2 separate regions of the Homo sapiens genome follow, and region 1 is linked to region 2. Evidence: chromatin contacts called from ENCODE Hi-C or POLR2A ChIA-PET data. All regions are on one chromosome and are shown on one strand. The core of a region is the stretch at or near the end of the contact, and the rest is flanking DNA. Distances in the headings are between cores, read along the strand shown. Region 1 overlaps WDFY2 (WD repeat and FYVE domain containing 2). Region 2 has its middle 48 kb from the start of INTS6-AS1.

The links. Hi-C counts contacts between places; a loop is a spot of excess contacts on that map. ChIA-PET counts read pairs that join two places held with the same protein, here RNA polymerase II (POLR2A). Pooled maps may share reads with other maps.
Region 1: a pooled map shows a loop between it and region 2 (2.0-fold over the local background). The contact joins two enhancer-like sites. A Hi-C loop is called at or near these places in 1 of 168 maps with a recorded cell type or tissue (A673) and 2 of 50 pooled maps. POLR2A ChIA-PET finds 5 or more read pairs at or near these places in 2 of 52 experiments (GM12878 and activated CD8-positive, alpha-beta memory T cell).

Annotation. Positions count from the first base shown.
Region 1 is chr13:51,634,117-51,638,411 of GRCh38, reverse strand. All of the region lies in intron 1 of WDFY2 (WD repeat and FYVE domain containing 2), which reads right to left. Among named protein-coding and RNA genes, the nearest start is that of WDFY2, 52 kb to the right of the region's middle. Within about 2 kb of position 1,876, at least 5 of the 41 ENCODE cell types and tissues checked have a DNase peak (open chromatin) inside an H3K27ac peak, as active enhancers do; they include A673, where a contact is called at or near this core.
Region 2 is chr13:51,499,242-51,503,799 of GRCh38, reverse strand. No RefSeq gene overlaps it. Among named protein-coding and RNA genes, the nearest start is that of INTS6-AS1, 48 kb to the right of the region's middle. RefSeq lists an enhancer at 1,151-1,300. Within about 2 kb of position 2,404, at least 3 of the 41 ENCODE cell types and tissues checked have a DNase peak (open chromatin) inside an H3K27ac peak, as active enhancers do; they include A673, where a contact is called at or near this core.

The DNA.
Region 1 (4,295 bases), core at 627-3,126, 140 kb before region 2:
CATCCAATATGTTGCTCAGCCCTGTCAAATTCTTCCTCCTTAATGTGACTAAAATCTGTCTTCTCTGCTATCCGTACTGCCTTAGTTCACACTCTCATTAATACCCCACCCCCAGGAGCATACTAGCTGGTCTCCTTACTCCTTTTCATCCTTCTCTGATCCCTTCTTCACCCAGGCCCTGGCAGTCATCTTTCTAAAATCCAAATCTAATTATGTCAGAACCTTCAAAGATTTGAGGACCACGCTCAACTCTATAGTTTACCAGGCCCTCCAGGATCTGACCTCTGTCTGTTTCTCTGACCCTATCCACCCTAGCTGCCCAACGCTGGCCCCATTAGTAAACTACTCTTGTCAGAGGCATTCAAACCAGAGTGACTCCATCTGGAGTGAGGGCTAGGAAAATGAGGCTGGGACTTGCTGGGCTGCATTCGCAGAAAGTTAGGTATTCCTAGCCTCTAGATGTTTACGGTTAAAAGAACTGGTAATGTTTACTAAACAGACCCAGACTTGGGAGTGTCCTAATATCCCAATATCTTGAGAACAAAAGCATTCCTAATTTTGCTTTAAATAATATCAATTCTTGCAAAATACAGTAATTAAGACAATTAATCCTTTATCACAAACCCTTGTAGCAGAGCACATCTCCCCATTATCTTTTTTATCCTATATGTACAAGCACTGTACCTAGGGTGGACGCATTCCTCCTTTTACTTTCAGGAATGCCCTACTCTGTCTATGGAGTGGTTATTCTTTCACCACTTTACTTTCTTAATAAACTTGCTTTTGCTTTGCACTGTGGACTCACCCTGAATTCTTTCTTGCAAGAGATCCAAGAACCCTCTCTTGGGGTCTGGATCGGGACCTCTTTCCTGTAACACTCAGTTCTCTAACATGGTAGCTGACAAACATTTGGATTTCATAGGTCAAAAAAACAATAACAAAAACAACTAAAAGGGTAGTGAGTGAAACAGAGGGTTGCCAACTTTTCATTTGCCAAAAAAAAAAAATTATTTCAAACAAAAACAAAATCTACAATTTGCTAGCACTTTCATTTTACAAAAAGTTAAGAAAAACATGATCTTATCATTTTAAAACACAAAGAAATTTAATTCTAGAAATAAAATGCTCATTGCATTGCCCCATCCCCTTTTTTAAAAATTTCACTGCACACTGGTAAAACCTTTTGCATGAACTTGCTCAATGAAATCCCTGCCCTAACTCATCATACCTCTATGTCCCTGCACATGCTGGCCTCCTGCTTAGGCAACTGTTCCTCCTCCATCCCCAGTTTTCACCTGCAAAACTAACACACCTTATAGTGCCAGGCAGTCCTTTTCAAATTTTAATGTGCATAAGAATAACCTAGGGATCTTGTTAAAATGCAGATTCTAGTCACAAATATTTTGTCTGGTGTTTCTTCTAGAAGTTTTATAATTTGAGGTTTTACATTTAAGTCTATGATCTGCTTTGTATTCATTTTTGCATGTGGTATGAGGTATGGATCGAAGATCATTTTTTCACATGTGTGTACCCAATTGTTCCAGCACCATTTGTTGAAAAGCCTGTTCTTTCTCCACGGAGTTGCCGTTGCCCTTTGGTCAAAAATAAAGTGACCATATAAACGTGGGTCCCTTTCTGGACTCTATCCTGTTCCACTGACCTATTTGTCTAGGCCAAGTGATCTCACTCACATGTATCTAGATGGATCATGATCCAAAGACAAAGAGCATTCTGTCAGATGACAGAGGACCTGGAATATCCCAGACCTCTTGAACGTTTGCCTTGTTTTCTTTCCCCTGCTGTACTGTATCCTGTCTTTATTAAAGCCTTAGGTAAATATACTTTGTGGAGTCTCATGAGTACTTTCCATACCTGACCCCGGGTAATTGCTGTGGTATTTTGCTTTCCGTCATTAAAAAGACCTTTCTTATCACGAAGCCCAAGGACTGGCTGTTCTCCATCATGCCTCAATGGGTCAAGGTTAATTCCCTCTTTGCCTCTCTGCTAGAACTGGCACTTCCCAGGTTAACTGAGGGCTGATCATAGCCTATAGGCCTGTTTTGATAATAACCAGTTAACCATGACCAAGGTAACTAAGATCATTGTAAAATGAGGAATTTTTTAGTCTGAAGCGTGTTTACAAATCAGAGTGTGTGTGCCAGTGTGTGAACTGCAAATATGCATGTATAAATGTGTGTTACAGAGGTAGCTGAAGCTAACAGACTCATTGACCTGAAAATGAACAAAACTCAGCAAAAACCAAAATCTTTCAAGAAATATCACCAATTACCTAATGGACGATTGTTGGGGTTCCTGATATATGTAAGGGAAGACAAAATTGTGCACCCAGCATGTTGAAAAAAAAGATGATGAAACTTCCGGTGGGCATTCCTTCCATTAAGAGAGTCAAGCCAGGTTAAAGTGTATGTAGGTGCTTCCATATCTGAGAAGGGAATTACACTTTGGTACTGCCCAGATATAGGGACACCAGAAGAGAAATGGGGAATGAGGGTATGGTTACAGTAAAGCTGCCAGTTTTCCTTCCATTAGTTGAAAAAATTAAATAATAGTAGCAGAAGGACTAATAACATATTGAGCATTCATTATTTTCAGACACATTGTGTTTTATTTGCTTTGTATCATTTAATCCTTACAAAAGTACTACGAGTAAGAGAGATCCTGTTTTCACTTCCCCTTTAGAAGTGAGAAACTGTAGTGTGGAGACCCTCACCTGTCTGTAGTTCCCAAGCCATGGGGAAGAAGAACCAGGAGTTCCTCCCGGGAGTTTGACTCGAAAGCCTAAGCCTTACCATGAGACTATTTCTGAAGCTGTCTGAATGCTCAGAGAGAGGAAGAAATCAGACATGGAGGACAAAAGGTGAAATGCAGGAAGTTTGGTGAAAAGTTTTCACTATTTAGAAAACAGAAGACAGGAAGCCGAAAAAAATGGCTTATAGGCATTTAGAGCACCTTGCACAGTGCATTAGCTAGATCTGGATTTGATCACGTCTAATTTATGCCTCAAGGTACAGAGACAAAATACATGCTGTTCTGTGAAATTCTCTCAATTACGCAAAGCTGCTGTTCTTCACAGCCTGGCATGAAAAATGATGATCACGTCATAATTTCTCTCTCAACTCTTGCCATTTAAAAGGTTTAGGACTTCCTGCCGGGGGTGCAGTAGCTCACGCTGTAATCCCAGGACTTTGGGAGGCCGAGATGGGCAGATCACTGAAGGTCGGGAGCTCAAGACCAGCCTCGCCAACATGGTGAAACCCTGTCTCTACTAAAAATACAAAAAAAAAATTAGCCAGGCGTGGTGGCAGGCACCTGTAATCCCAGCTACTCGGGAGGCTGAGGCAGGAGAATTGCTTGAACCTGGGAGGCAGAGGTTGCAGTGAGCCAAGGTGGTGCCACTGCACTCCAGCCTGGGCAACAGAGAGAGACTCCATCTCAAAAAAATAAAACTAAAAAATTAAAAAATAAGTAAATAAATGTTTAGGGCTTCCTTATGGGGGGACTCTGCATTCTTCCCTTCCCTCTACTCCAACTCTGACCTATGGATAAATCCACTTAACCCAACCATGATGCACCCTATTGTTTTGATCAATAAACAAATGTCTTCACAAAAAAGTCCTCCTTGCTCTACTATAGTTCTTTCCTGGTACTGAATATATGGGGAAAAAAAAAACAAAACAAAAAAAACAGCCTTTTCCAATCTTATAGACATGCACCACCACACCTGGCTAATTTTTGCATTTTTTAGTAGAGACGGGGTTTTGCCATGTTGGTCAGGCTGGTCTCAAACTCCTGACCTCAGGTGATCCACCTACCCTGGCCTCCCAAGGTGCTGGGATTACAGGCGTGAGCCATTGCACCTGGCTGCCTTTTCCAATCTTAGTGCTAACAAGTATTATAAATTTACAAAAGCTTAATTGACTCTTACCTGGATTCATGATATATTTTTAAATCTTTGTGTATTAAAAGGCTAAAGTACTACTTTTCCTTAGGTTTGGTAAATATATATTGAGTATTTATCATGAATCAGGTCTAGTACTAGGAATACAAAGAGGGTAAAAATGGGTTCCTGGCCCTCACAGAACTCACAGAGTAAGATTTTCATCCACTACTTCTGAAAAAAAAAAAACACTTCTAGGGCTTTGCAAGACTACACTATCAGTTCTTGGTTGTTAAAGCCCTGTAATAATTCAAATAACTCTCATAAAGCCAAGCTCAGTTTTAATGACCTGAGAATTATTTAATCTTTACAATGGTCCTCTAAATTGGGATTATCC
Region 2 (4,558 bases), core at 1,155-3,654:
TCCAGACCCATGGTGATATAAAAGGAAAAAATGTATTCGTGATGCTTACATTGAATTCCTAAAACTTAGTATAATTGTCATGAAGTGGTTTTGTCAAAGAAGCGAATCATTGTCTAGATAATTTTTCTTTTGCCAGAGAAAGTTAGGAATTAATAATAAAATAGGCCAGAAAAGTGAAGAAAGGGTTCTAACTGCAGTGGCAGGAGGCCTGGGCTTTTGATAGAAAACGCTGAGTATGGTGGGGAGGGGGGGGAGGGGGGGAGGGAGGGTGGGGGGGGTTAGGCTAAGTAGCAGAAAGAAGTAACAGTTGCAAAAAAAAAAAAAAAAAAAAGAAACACAACATGCAATGAAACTGAAGGCTCAAATCACCTTCCTGCTACATCTAGGAAACTGTAAAGTTAGAACCATTCATTTCCCCAGTAACACATTATTCAAAAGCCAAAATCACGGTCAAACAAATAGACCCCAAAAAATGCATTTGAATGGGAATTTCACTTGGGTCTTCTAGAAGGGACACCTTGCCTGTTTCACGACAATCCCATAAGGGACGTACTGTGCTTGTATTTATCCTCCATTTTACAGGTGGGGAAACCGAGATACATACCAGTGTATTACCCTTCTGAAAAACAAGGCATTTTAAATTTGAAAGCACAACTGGCCTCATGGCTTTAGATAAGGGATTGTGGACCTATAATAACTAACTCGCTGGGTTGTGGTCTGGATTAAATGTGATGATGTATGTCAAGGCCCTGGCACATATTCAGTTCTCTATAAGGGGCAGTTATTACTATTAGAAGGAATAATTAATTTTAGTTGGTAAAATTTCTAAGGTGTCTTGGAGGATGCAGGATTATAAAGATCCTTGTGGCAAGACCACTCAAGACAAAGGAAATTGCTTCAGCCAAGTTAATTGTGTGATGGTGGAGGGTGTATTCTGGGAATGTGAAATAAGGAGATGGTACTGGATTTGAGGATTACAGAAGAGATGAGGCCAGAAAGCTTGGTTGGTGCTACAAATTGTGGATAGCTTGTTGACATGTAACACCAGGAGGCCTAAAAGCTTGGATCTATGGTTGTGGGGGAGCGGAGTTGAAATTTAATGAAGGTCGGACATGGGAATACAGAAAAAATAGAACGTTAGGAAGACTGGGAGGCTCAACCAGGATTTGGCAACCAATATTGGGTAGGGGAGGGTGAGAGGGGGATTCTGGAGCTGAAATGTTTCTGAGACTTCAAGTATGACTCACATCTAGCACAGTTATGACTTGAGATCCAGTGCTTCCATGAAGAAAAGGACTAGGCTTGTATGGAAGGATAAGTTCAATTCAGGATGTGCTGAGTCTGAGATGGATACAGAACAACTGATCAGAAATACAGGCCTGGGGCTGGGAGATGAGTCAGCTGGAGGCAGAAGGGGAGTTGTCCCCTAAAAGATCACAGTGAAACTACCCAAGTAGATGAGATCATTGAGAAAGTACATGTAGCATGAGGCAAATACTATCAATATTAGTAAGCATTACAGGGATGTGCATGTGCTTGGGGGACCTTGTAGTGGGAAGGGCATCATACAAAATTAAAACATCTGCACCTAAGTCCTTCCTGGGCTTTCATATGTATACTCTCATTAATCAATCTTTAACACATAACATTGTGAGGTAGAAAAAAGAGAGAAGAAGGGCAAGCGTTTGTGAAGGTTCATATTTTTGAGGTTAGGAAGAAGAGGAACTAGAAAAAGAAAGAAAGATCAAGTTTTTATAAAGTTGTAGTAAACCTCCAACAGCCAACTTATCATTGTCAGACAGAGATCCTGCCTCCAATATTCTTGAACCTTAAATGAAGATCAGGACTCATACCTAAGATGTGTGTAACAAGCTAAGGGGACATTTGAAAAGTGCCAAGTACAAGGCATAGATGACAAACACTAATCATGGATTGGGCTGGATTTGGTCCAGGAAGACTCAGAGGGAAAACATGTGGGCTGAGTCTTGAAGGACAGCAGGGCTTGGAGGAGTGGAGAGAGCAGAACAATGCAGACCAGGGGGACCCACAGCCCTAAAGGCCAAGAATTTCCTTCCTTCCTTCCTTCCTTCCTTCCTTCCTTCCTTCCTTCCTTCCTTCCTTCCTTCCTTCCTTCCTTTCCTTCCTTCCTTTCCTTCTTTCTCAGAGCCTCACTCTGTCACCCAGGCTGGAGTGCAGTGGTGCAATCTCGACTCACTGCAACCTCCGCCTCCCGGGTTCAAGCGATTCTCATACCTCAGCCTCCTGAGTAGCTGGGATTACAGGCATGCACCACCATGCCTGGCTAATTTTTGTTTTTTTAGTAGAGACGGGGTTTCACCATGTTGGCTGGGCTGGTCTCGAACTCCTGACCTCATGTGATCCGCCCACCTTGGCCTCCTAGGCTTGAGCCACTGTGTCCTGCCGAAGCCAAGAATTTTCTCTGACCTCATATTTACAACCAATGTGTACCAGAAAGTCTCATACAAACTCACAATGCTTACATACTTATGTGGTCATCAGATATGGCACAACAGTGGCTTTGATTTTCCTTTTATACAGGAGCACATTTCAGCTTTTCTTCCAGTTTCCTATTTATTTTAGTTCCAATGTTTAGTTAATACCTTTGATTTTTAAACATTAACTCTTCTAATGTCAGATTCTATGGCATTCTGAATTATTGACATTATGCCTGAAGATTTTAAAAGAACAACTAATTCTCAATTACTTCCAGTTTACTGGTCTGAATGTTGCTCCCCTCCACCTGCAACTTAGGAGGGACCTTGGAGCAAGGTCGTGTCCCAGATTGTTGAGGACGTTTGCTGCTCCTTGGCTTCCCAGCTCCTGTTCCTCTTTCTAAGAGCACTGTGAGTTGCTTGTTGGGAACTAATGGCTCCTCACTGTGGCAGTCCCAGTGGGACTGCTAGTTAAGGAAACTTGCTTCTTGCCAAGAGAGTTGGCCAATCAAATTTTATTCTAGACTAGTGTATCTTGAGCAGGGTAAGTCAAGGACTGTGTAAAAAAAAAAAAAAAAAAAAAAAAAAAAAGGACCAGGATTTCAACAATGATGCTCTGAAGAGATCATCAACCACTTTCTACCCCAGGGCTGCTCTTTCTGAGTCTCACTCTTCAGGTTGTTTTTTCATTCTGGGAGCTGTCCCACATCTTTCTCTTCTCTCTTAACTTAGCCAGGGTCAGTTTCCATTGTTTATAAAAACCAAAACAAAGCAAAACTCATTCACTGACCTGACCGGAAAACGTGATATTTTCAATTGTCTGCCAAAGTTCCCCCCACTGATGTGGAAAATCAAGAGTGATAAGGATGGTTAAAAGAGAATAATTGAGATATTGCGACAAATGATACTTTGTTGGTTTCTCTTTCAGTTACTTGAATCACTGTCGACACACTTGCTTGAAGAAGACACTGGAGAGCCATTCTGTCACCCAGGCAGGAGTGCATTCATGATAGGTAGCCTTACTATGCGGTTCTAGTCTGTACCCTGCTATCTTTTCCAGGGGATGGTTTGTGTAGAGCATGTAGAGTGGCTCCTGTGTTCTCTGGCTTCCTGGTTGAGTTTCGTCCTCCCTCTGCCTTGAGAGAGTAGGGTCTGGGTGTGAGTTCTCTTAGCTACCACCTTAAGAGGTTGCTTCAGTCTGTCTATGCCTAGTGGTGTGCTAGTAAATGTTTAACTGGCTTTCTGCAAAAAAAAAAAAAAAAGTTCTGGTTTACAGTATTTGCTGATTACCATGGTACCGTATTCCCACCATGACCGATTTTAGGCTACCAGTGTGACATCATTGAATACAAGTTGGGAAAAGATGCAGTCAGCTCTCATGTGTCCTATGAGGTGGCTCCAGCACATAGCTGTGTGTGTGTCTCCCAGCATGACTCCTCTCAAGGTGGCCCTGCACTCCACAATTCTTTCTCCTTCGAGCTCTAGGAACTTGCATGATCCCTTTGTGGTCTGCCTAATCCCTGCACATATCTTTGTAAATTGTCCCTTTGTAAGAAAACAAACTGTTCATACACATCCACTCACGTGTGCATGAGAAATTTCACAAATTACCCTAATTTGAAAGTGCCATCACATGGTGGTGGTAACTAGCCTCCAAGGTGGCCCCTAGTGATATCTTTCCTGGTACTCATGAACTTGTGTAGTCCTCTCCCATAATGTATCAGACTTGGTCAATGTGACCAGTAGAATATGGCAGAAGTGATGATGCGTTACTTCTGAGATTAGATCCTAAAAATCACTGCAGCTTCCTTCTTGTTCACATTCTCTCTCTCTCTCTCTCTCTCTATCTCCTCACCCCCTCTCTCTCCCCATTCCCTACCACCACCTCCCTGTCTCAGAGTCTCTCTGGAATTCTCACTTTGGGGAAGCCAGCTTCTGTGTCAAGCAGTCCCATGGAGAGACCCACATGGTAAGGAACTAAGGTCTGCAACAACCATGTGAGCGAGACTGAAAGCAGCTCCTCCAACCCTAGTCCGAACTTAGATGACTACAACACCTGCCAACAGGCTGACTGCAACCTCTTGAAAGACTGAGCCAGAACTAGG